2 separate regions of the Mus musculus genome follow, and region 1 is linked to region 2. The links are chromatin contacts, found by Hi-C or POLR2A ChIA-PET in ENCODE. All regions are on one chromosome and are shown on one strand. The core of a region is the stretch at or near the end of the contact, and the rest is flanking DNA. Distances in the headings are between cores, read along the strand shown. Region 1 holds the start of Bbip1 (BBSome interacting protein 1). Region 2 holds the start of Pdcd4 (programmed cell death 4).

Evidence for each region. Hi-C counts contacts between places; a loop is a spot of excess contacts on that map. ChIA-PET counts read pairs that join two places held with the same protein, here RNA polymerase II (POLR2A).
Region 1: a map of heart shows a loop between it and region 2 (4-fold over the local background). The contact joins the promoter of Bbip1 here to the promoter of Pdcd4 in region 2. A Hi-C loop is called at or near these places in 7 of 37 maps with a recorded cell type or tissue (adrenal gland, gastrocnemius, heart and 1 more). POLR2A ChIA-PET finds 5 or more read pairs at or near these places in 3 of 5 experiments (Patski and embryonic stem cell).

The regions. Positions count from the first base shown.
Region 1 is chr19:53,942,324-53,947,173 of GRCm38, forward strand. Bbip1 (BBSome interacting protein 1) reads right to left here and starts at 2,304. Exons shown (of 4, transcript NM_001195338.1): 1 at 1,833-2,304; 2 at 1,143-1,256. Shoc2 (Shoc2, leucine rich repeat scaffold protein) reads left to right here and starts at 2,553. Exons shown (of 9, transcript NM_019658.6): 1 at 2,553-2,690.
Region 2 is chr19:53,899,625-53,904,842 of GRCm38, forward strand. It overlaps Pdcd4 (programmed cell death 4), which reads left to right and starts at 3,727. Exons shown (of 12, transcript NM_001168491.1): 1 at 3,727-3,864. Gm30990 reads right to left here and starts at 4,980. Exons shown (of 8, transcript XM_030251154.1): 1 at 4,959-4,980; 2 at 49-4,448. The coding sequence starts at 4,980. The coding sequence ends at 3,247.

The sequences.
Region 1 (4,850 bases), core at 1,054-3,553, 41 kb after region 2:
ATGAGCTCTGCGTTCTTGGGCGGTTTTCTCTTGTGATTATAAACTAAATCCCACAGTTCTCTATTCACTGGGCAGGGCATGTTCCTAATGAACTAAGTGCTAAGTTTAATCTTGATTTTGCAATTTTTAATACGCAATCTTTACTACCAGAAAGCTATCACAGAAACAACAGGACCAATGAGGTCTTACAGAAGAATTTCAGGGAGAAAATACCATTGCCTAAATTGGACTGTGGCCAGATGGACAATAGTTACCTTGGTATCTGCCAAGATAACATCAAGATTCACATATTTGAATTACAGAGCTATACATCTTTCAACAGCAGTCTGCAGGGTGCCAGGACTTGAAACTCAAGAAACTATGCTGACATCAGTATACTCTGCTGTAGATTTCATTGCATCAGCTTAAAGCATAGGCAAAGTAGCAACATTTATTAAAGGGAGACAGTCTATACTGCCAGCCTAGAGCACTATGAAATACTCTACACACAGAGGCAAATCAAAGCCAAACCCTCAGCTTGACAGGTGGGATGGACTCTACTAGTGACAGGAGGCGCCGGCACATGGAGCTGCGTCTGAGAACCCAGTACTTACACAGTCAGTCAGGCCTCCAGTCTAACTTCTGGTTTGCATGAAATAAGAAAAGGAATCCCTTTCCAACAATACCTCTGTGATGACTTCTTAAAAATGTCAGTGTCGCAGAGGGGAAGACGATCTAAAGTTCTAAGGTGGCAATGTCCATGTATAATACAAAACTTTGACAGGAGTTTGATTTATATATTCTCTGTATTCTGTTTTACAAAATTGCCACTTTTCTTGGTTGTAAGAATACTGTATTCTGCAGATTCTCAACTTCGAAATTCTTAGCAAATTTATGTTAGGGTCTGCCTAACTGCAGACCTATAAATGACTTCTAGATAGTACTAAAGTTGGAATATGAATAGGAAAGAAATGTGTACATAGCAGAATCTTAACAATTACCAAGCAGGTAAATGGACACACATCACAAAAGGTGACAGCTGACTACAACAGTAAACCTCAGGAGAACAGGATTACTTCATTTTTTTTTCTGGAACATAGGTAGAGAAGGTAGATTTGTACTTTAATTTTCGTTTGGTTAGGTATAAGCATATTTCAATTTACCTGAAAATTGTTCTTTTTTTTTTTCTTGCACCTTTAGGAATCCAATCTGTAGTTATCAGAACGATTGACTTCTTGACTCCAAACGTCCACAGAAGGAACTACATGAGACAATGTCTTGGAGACACATAAAGCATTTTAAATATTTTTAAAATGTCCTTTAAAAGGATATTCACAATCGTAAACACCCAGGACTAACTACTTCAATATACCCTAACCCAGACTTCTAGTTGAAGCTTACATAGAGCTCAGAAAGGGGAGGCAGGACAGAAAGGGAAGAAAAATCAAAGATGAAAGGGAAGGTTTTGCTTTGCGGGTTGGCTCAGGGAAGTCATCTTTTTCTTTGATAGCTGGGGTGGAAACCGGTTTCTTTGGTTCCCAAAATTTGGAGTTTCTAAAGGCCAGGGAGTGAAAGTACTGTACTCGACAGGAACTCGAGGAGGCGTGCACCGTGCCCCACTGTGCAGACCTAGGGACTGCGGGCCTGGCCTCGCCCGGCGGCCGATCCGGCTGCCTCGCCCTACAGGGAACCTCAGAGGGGCGGAGGGAAGGCTGGCCACCGCCCCACCAGCCGGAAAGGAAACCCTCTGCCAGCGGAAGCGGCCCGGGGCCTCCGCTTAGTCTTCTCCCAGCTCCCTCCCTGCGGTTCATCCGGCCTGGCCGGCCCTGCTGTAGGGCGTCAGGGACACTTACCTCACTCGTCAGCTCTGGGAGAGGAGGCACCCCCTGGGGCGCAGGCGGGGTCCGGCTACTCCCACCTCCTGGCCATGACCCTACTAGGAAGTGCAAGCGCAACTTCCGGTGCGAGGGAGTTTTGAAGCCCTAAACTGTAGTTCTAGGTAAGCGATCAGGGGCTCCGTAAAGGGTCTGGCAAGCAAACCGGCAGTTCCCGATCGCGAATTAACTCGCCCAGTGTGGACTGTGTGTGTGCACATCCTCCGTAAGTATACTTACAGGTGCATCCCTTTCCAGACCGCTCTGCTGTTGCCTGGGGTAACGGGGAACCAAAAGCAGGAAAAACGTACGTCAAACGGGTGACAGGAAACGCCTCCTGCCATCATCAATTATGGCTGCCTGGGCTTCAACCGTAACTTCCGACTGGGAGTCGTTTCTCTACCCGGCTGGAGGCTTTTCTCTGTGGCGGAGCTAGCCAGCGGCGCCCAGTGGGCGGGAGACCGCGCACTGCCGCGGAGGAAAGGAAAAGGGCGGGGACAGGGAAGCTGGCGCCAAGGTTTCCCTCTGATTGGGTGACTGCTTTTGCTCTGGCTCCGCCCATCCCTCCTCCCTAGCGAATGCCCAGGCTCGCTCAAGGGGGCTGGGGCGGGGCGATTGGAGCCAGAGTGTGTGGAGGGGCGGGGCGAGTGGGGGAGGGGCGGGGGGGCGGTGGCAGGGGAGCGTCGCTCGGGGAGCGGAGGACGAGGAGGAGGAAGGAGGTGAGCAGGGATGGTGGAGTCCGGGCTCCGGACGGCAGCCTGGGGCGGGAGCGGCACAGGAGCGCCCGTGGGCCGGTTCTCTGCTTTCCTGCCTGTCGGGGGGCCCGGCCGGCCGTCGGTAAGGGGAGGCCCACACGTCCTGACAGGCGCGAGCCGCCGGAGCCGGGGCGAGGCCTGAGGGGTCGGGGCCCTGGGAGGCGCCGCGGCCGCTTTCCGGGGTGCCACGGCCCGGGGCGCCGGAGCCTCGGAGCCGCTGCCCGCGCGGGGCCGGCGGGCGGGACACGGGGAGCGGCAGGCTGCCCCCTGACAGCGCCGGGCCGGGCCTACTGCGGAGCGGGCGGCCGGGACAGCGCCGGGGCGCGGGCGCGGGCCCGGGGCGGCGAGTCAGTCGCGCTCCGGCTGCTCCGGTCTCTCGGCGCCTCCCGGCCGGGACTGCGGGGCTGCCCGGGTCGCGAGGACGCTTGGCGCCGGGCGGGCGGGCGGGCGGGAGGGCGGGCGCGGCCGTAGGGCTGTGGGGTGGGGTCTCTGCGCCTCCACCCCAAAGTCCTCGGCGCTGAGCGGTCTCCTCCTCGCAGACCCTGCGGGACGAGTGGTGGGTTCGGCGTTGGGTGTGTTGCCGAGTGAAAGGAGTTGTGGCCGCAGAGACCGCCCTGCTAAACACGCCTGGTGGCAATCTCCGTGTCGGCTTTGAGGGCTGGAGGAAAAGTAGTGTAACTCCCCGCCCCCAGCTCGGAACGCAGGAGGCTGCAGGGCAAAAAGATTTTCCCCCTAGCCCCTCGGTATCCATTGTTTTGTACCATCCCCTCCCCCATGCCTAGGTAGAAGAATAAGGACTCCAAAGCAGTAATTCGCCCGCCTCTCTCTCTCTCTCCCTCTCCCCTCGCTCCCCCGTCCCTCTCCGCAGAGGTTTGTGTTAACAGTGCAAGTGGGGGGTTTACAAACAGGTGGAATTGCTTGTCTATTTGGGAATCGGAAAGAAGATGCTTTTGGGGTGTGTTTTTTTTTTTTTTTTTTTTTTTTTCATCTCATCTCACCTTTACATTTGGGAGATTCGATTTTCTTCCCATTGGTTTGTATCATTATGAAGGTGATGAAAATAAAAGAGGAAACCCTGTTTTGCGACCTATCCCCACAAGTATTTTTGAGGACTCAAGGGAAGTAAAAAATCAGCTTGCAAATGTGGACTGTGTGGTACATTGGTCTGCAGCAGGATGGTTAATCTGGGAGCTTACACCGGTGTAATCGCGTACACTCTTTGTGGATGTCAGAAGTTCTAGCATCTACCCGGAAGGATTGCCGAATCAAAAACTTAGCTGTTTTTCAGAATCGAATGGTAGACTTGTGCAAGCAAGTGTTTTTGTGTGTAAGTCATCAGCCCTGACAAAGATGTTTGATTTTTAAAGACCTGCGTTTACTAGTACACTCATTCCTTCAGTCACCCCTCCCTGGCATTGCCTTTGTAACTGTTCTTTGCTATGTATTTGAAGAAACTTAGAGGTTTAGCTATTCACAATTTGTAATGTTCACCAACTCTACAAATTAAATTGCAACTATATTTGAATTCTTCAAATGTTTTTATTTTTCATATGAGAGTTAAAGATAAACTACCTAAATGCGTACGTTCGTCAGTCATTCACCACCACGGGTTTAGGCTGCACACTCAAAACTTTCTCAGTGAGAAGTCTTCCAAACTTATTAAGACATAAAGTATTTTTATTTTAGTTTGAGTATGCATTTGCAAAGTAAAAGAGACAGAAATAAAGGGTTTTGTTTAAGGTTTCTACCTTTTAAAGGACTAAATGTAACTTAAAGGTAACATGATATTCCGGGCGTAGTGGCACACCCCTTTAATCCCAGCACTCAGGAGGCAGAGGCAGGCGGATTTCTGAGTTCGAGGCCAGCCTAGTCTACAAAGTGAGTTCCAGGACAGCCAGGGCTATACAGAGAAACCCTGTCTCTAAAAACCAAAAAAAAAAAAAAGTAACATGAAATCACACTCTTGCAATCTCAGTTTGAAGTTAGTCTTGACCTCACTCTAGCCAAGTACATTTATCCCTGATGCTTAAGTTTCTGAAGAAACTATATTTGTCACATTTGGCATTTCCTTTATGATATTCTCAGTGTTTTTCTTTCATTACTCAGAAGTTAGTATGTATTGAAAGATGGTATAAAGAGAGACATTAGTATTTCCAACCTGGATTACATTTTACTTTGTTTTTCTTAGATGTCATAATCAGAAATTAGATCAGAACTGTTTTTGGTAATTGTGGCAAGTATA
Region 2 (5,218 bases), core at 2,477-4,976:
ACTGCACCTTCTGGGTATATACTGTGCTGACACACTGCATCTGCTTACCGTGCTGTGCCTCTGGTCACACCGTGGTCTTCTTGCCCAGGTTCTTGGAACCGTCTCTGAAGCACTTTTAACGTCAGTCAGGCGCTTCCTCCCGACTCCATCCTGCCCATCACTTCTGGGGCTTTAAGACTGCCATTTGAAAAACTCAGGGCTGAGCAGTAGAAAGGGCCTAGTGCAGCCTGGCTTCCAGACGGCCAGTCTTCCTGTCCATATGATTCCTACATGGCCCGTGCACTGAGACCTTCTTTCCTATCCTGGCTTTGATCGTAACTGGTTATGAGGGTTTGGACAACTCACTAAATTCCCGTGCATCTAATTCTCTACTCATCAAATGAAAGGTTTGAAGTAGGGGAATTCCCCAAATTTGCTCTCCACATAAAAGCCCCGTGATTACTTCTGTCTCACCTCCATCACCTCTAAAGCACAGAGTGTCCTACCCACATACTGGGAAGTGGTGAAAGTATACAGAGAAGTGCTCAGTAAACCTTAAAGCAATGCAAATGTCAGCTGGCTTCCCTAAGGTTCTTTCTGCAGCTTCCTCTTCAGGCCATGTTTCAGGTTTCACCGTTTGTGCCAAAGGAGACATGCCGTGGCTTCTTGTGGAAATTCCTCAAATCTTGTCTTCTGAAAAAGGGGGCCAAGAGATGGGTGCAGGCAAACGGGGCTGATGCTGATGCCAGTTGGATCTGCAAGTTCTCTGGAAGGAAGTGCACTACTACTCTCACTGCAGAAAGGCGGATGTTTTTCAGTTTCTTGCAAGGGTGAGAACAGTGCTTAAGAGTCAGATCTCAAATGTGGCTTCGTCCAGAGCCCCGAGGTCACCGCCGCAGGATCCTCGGCGGTTTGACTTCCATTTCTGTATTTCTAGGCCATTTACTCGTGTGCCAAACGTAACACCAACCATCTCTCTGTCCTTTTTCTGATTAGTGGATGGCTTCATGCGGTTGTCCAGGCTGGCCTTGGGACACATGGAAGTCCTCTTGCCTCTCTCTGCTAACTGCTGGAATCACAGGTGTGACCGTGCCTGGCATCTGGCGTCACTCTTGCCTGTGGGATGGAGGGAAACTTCATTATCAAAGCTTTGCAACCACAGACAGATCCTCGATTGAGATCGACTCTTATTTTGCCCATACCCCATTGAGTGAGTCCTTCCTTGACACTAGAGGAAAATTTGGTTGTCTCTTGTTCATCATTCCCAGGACTCCTGTGGTGCTATCTAAGTTCTTGGCAGAGCCTCTCAAGGTGTTAGGACTTGAACGAATCCCAGAGAACCCTTGAAGTAGATTATGACTTCTTTTATAGTTTGCCAAGAGCACAGCTGGATTAGTTAGGTGCTTTTCACAGACTGGGCAGCCAATAAATAGCTGCAGATTGATTTGCTCTGCAAGAGTTCTTGGTACCTGGTTACTTTCCTATTTCTAGTGCATTTCTTTCATGTTTATCCTTTTAGAACATTTAGCTGTAACAGCACAGGTTTCCTGGATCCAGTGTGGCTGGAAGGAATGTCGGTGATAGTGTCTGTCATCATCTATAGTCCCAAAGTGGTTTCTTGCAACACATTCCAGGATATCTTGAAGAAAAAGAGTTCTGTGTTTAAATAAATAGAGAGACATTGAGTTTCATAGGCTGGCCACCAAAGTTGCCAAAGAGTTAGGAGTAAAGGAAAATGTAACTTGGTTGAAAGGTGTTCTTTCCAAGACGTGGCCATGAAACAGTTTCTCCCCTACATTTTTTTTTCAGGATGCCTATTAAAGTACTACAAAAATTCATGTACTTCTGAATTTTACTGGTAAAGAAACAAGTCTTGAGGAGAGAGTGGGGTTGTTATAGAGAGAGACTAAGCAGCTGGGACAAGAACATCATTCCTATTTTGTCCAAACTGGTCAACCACATACTAAGGTGTGTTTGGGAATTTCAGGTATCAGGGTGAGGGTGGAGATGGTTAGCAGAAGGGATTTGAATGTTTTATTCTCTACTAGGCCTTTTTCCCCCCCAGGGAGCAATTAGACAATATTTTCCCAGGGGGCAGATTTCCTAAACAGACTCTTTTAAAGGTCCAAGATTCCCTTTTAAAAATGGGAGTTGTTTATTCTTATCTCCTGATTTTGGGATAGTTGCCTTATAAAGCCTGGATGTAGTAGCATGTGCCAAGTGACGCTTTAGATGCTGGCCATGTGAGGAAGTCCCGAGCAAGAGCCGGTGATGACTACTGACTTTTGGGATTCTCTGTGAGCTCGCACAAGGCGTACTTATTACATGGGTATAATATATCTACAAAGCACCTCTCAAGCTCACCATACTAAGGGTGAGTGAGACACGGGGCTTGTGGGACAAGCCAGGACTGGGACTCAGATGAAACAATGCCGGGCAGAATGTCCTCAGTCCCTGCAGACTGGCTGGTGCTCCGCGGAATCAGGTTTCAGAAAATGGATCATACTGGCATGAGACTTGATAAAGACTGAGGGAGGCTGAGAGACTTGGATAAGATGTACCAGGCAGAGAGGCCATCTAGGAGAGACATTTCGAGATGATATGATAAAAGACCTGGCAAGACACAAGGGAGGATGCGGAGCAGTGAGCTGTCCAAGTGGGTTCAGGAGGACGGGTATCCAGGGGTTAGGGTGTGCAGACATAGCCTTGAAGCCTATAAGTCGCACTGTGGGCTCTAGGGTGTCTGCTGAGAAGCAGGCACTCCAGGGAGGCAGTGGGGAGCTTGTGAAGGTGTGTGTGTGTGTGTGTGTGTGTGTGTGTGTGTGTGTGTGAAGAACATTAGATAACACCAGGCAGTAAGAGCCGGGGTAGAAAGGCCCACGTTAGGGGATGGTGGTTGCTATCGAGCAGTTCAGTTCTGAAAAGACCAAGGGAAACATTCTGGTATTGCCATTCAGACTAAAGGTAAACATGGCCAGAGAAAGCAGGTCAGTCACTTTCCAGGTGCACAGGAAGAACATACGGTGCTGCACATTATCTCAGGCGATAACATCCGAGACAAAATGAAGGCTAGAGATGGCAGCCAGAAGGAAACGTCACAGAAGACAGCTAGAGAGGGCTGATTCAATACACAAACCATAGCCATGGTTGAGAAACCCAGCTTTGGAAAGAATGCAAGCACCATAGTGGCCTGGCTGGTTAGCAAAGGGACTTCAGTTTTTGTATCTCTTTATCTGGGAAAAGGGAGCGATTTTTATCTCAAAGGGGTTAGGCTTTTCCTGCGAGAAACTTCCTGAGCACGTGGACACACGGCAGGAGCCACGCGAGAGCAAGGACCAGCGGGCAGAAGTTAAGTAGTGGTTGCAGATTCTCCCAGACGCCCAGAAATAGTGGGGACCTCAGGAAATCCACAACCGCCCTAGAATTGGGCTGAGACGCCCTGTAGAGAGGACTGGCCGGTCTGGTCCACGAGCCGCGCCCCAGCCCCCAGCCCCCAGCCCGGCACAGCCCTCCGCCCGCTTTCACAACCCGGCCCTCTGCACTTAACCCCCACTCTGGCTGGTGGCCGAGCGGGTCCCAAGCCCAGCGCGCATGCGCCGACGGCGCCCCGCCCCCCTGAGCCCCGCCCCTATTTCCACGTCTCACTTCCCCTAGCTCTGCCTCGCCGCCTCGGCTGCAGCTCGGCCGCCACGATTGGCTGCGGGACGTCCTCCTCTCGGCCAATAGACGCCACGCCGTCGCCCCCGTGTTACTGGGTAGAACAAAACAAAAACAAACAGAGCGAGCGGGGCCAGAGGCGCTCCGAGGCAGCGGCGGCGGAGGCTGAGGAACGGGGTCGGGGCCCGGCGGACCGGAGACCCGGGCGAGCGGCGGCGGCCCGAGGGGGTCAGTACTGTGGGCGCGGCTCGCACGCTCGGGCGGGCGGCGTCCTCGTCCCTTAGGCCCGGGTCGGCGGAGGCTGCCGCACGTTGGGAGGGGGAGGGGGCGTGGAGGCCTCGCCGCGGGGGTCGGGACGCTCGGTCCCTGTCCACGCTGGCCCTGGAGCCCTCCGGCCACCGGCGCTCGCCCAACGCCCGGGGCTGCGGGGAGCTGCCGGTGCTCGCTCTCCGAGGCCGGGTCGGTCGGGCCGGGGAGCTGCAGCACGGGCCCGCCCCCTCCTCCGCAGCCCCATCCCCGGCGGCCGGGCGTGCGTGGCTGCGTGCGCTCGCGGTGAGAGGAGCCTCCGGGCGCCCGGTCCGACGCAGTTGGACGCGGGGGACGGGACGGTAGGAGAGGGGTGTCGTCCGGACGGAGATCCGGTGAGGGGTCGGTGCCCCGAACCGAGGCCTGGTCCGCCTCGGCCGGCCCTGCCCGCTGCCGGAGGGTTGGGGTCCTGCGGGACAGGCGTCGGTCGGTGCGGGCACGGGGCGGGGACAGCTGCCCTCCCGGCCCTGTGCCAACTCCTCCTTGCAGTCTCCTGTACAGGGTCCCTTAAAAAAAGTACAATACAACCTAGAGAAAACAAAGCCGAGAAGGGAGCCCCCTCTCTGTGAACGCATGCTGTGTCTGCTGCCCGTGGCTGTCCGCTACTGTAATGTACGTAGAGGGCGTGCTTTTTGGTTTTTGGTTTTGGTTTTTTGTTTTTGCTTTCCCTGAACAGCCTCAGAACTGCAGATGTAGGTCTCGCCTATCTTCCCCGAGCCCCTCCTTGGGAACTGGCTCTGTAAACCAGCCTCTGTAGTCGACTACCTGCTATGAATGATTCAAAATGCGGCTCCGGGCCTGGGTGAGGGGTGGGTGTGAGGCCTACGAGCTGCGTTTAAGACATTTTGATAGCTTCACAGCTGTAATACTCTTGATTTAAGAGTTTGAAATTTTAGGGGAAGGCCCTAGCATATATATTCGTGCTCGTATTTATATCCATAATATGCGTGCGATATCTATCTATATATCTATATCTATCTCGTGGTAAGAGTAGAGGAAAATAAAATACTTGTTACGGCTGCAAAAATAAATGTACATGGTTGCTCTCAGTAGTGGTTGCTTTTGCGTTATTGTTGTAGAGTGCTCTTAGCAGAATGCAAGTTGCTAATTAATGTGACTGCATCCCAGGGAAGAATTAAGGTCATTTTCTAGTTAACATGTGGTCTAAACTTGACTTCCAAAATGTCAAAGTAATTTATCGGGCATTTAGGAAATGCACTGGATAACAGTTAATTTCAGCTTAATCGTTTTTAGCTGTATACATAGCTTCCCCTTA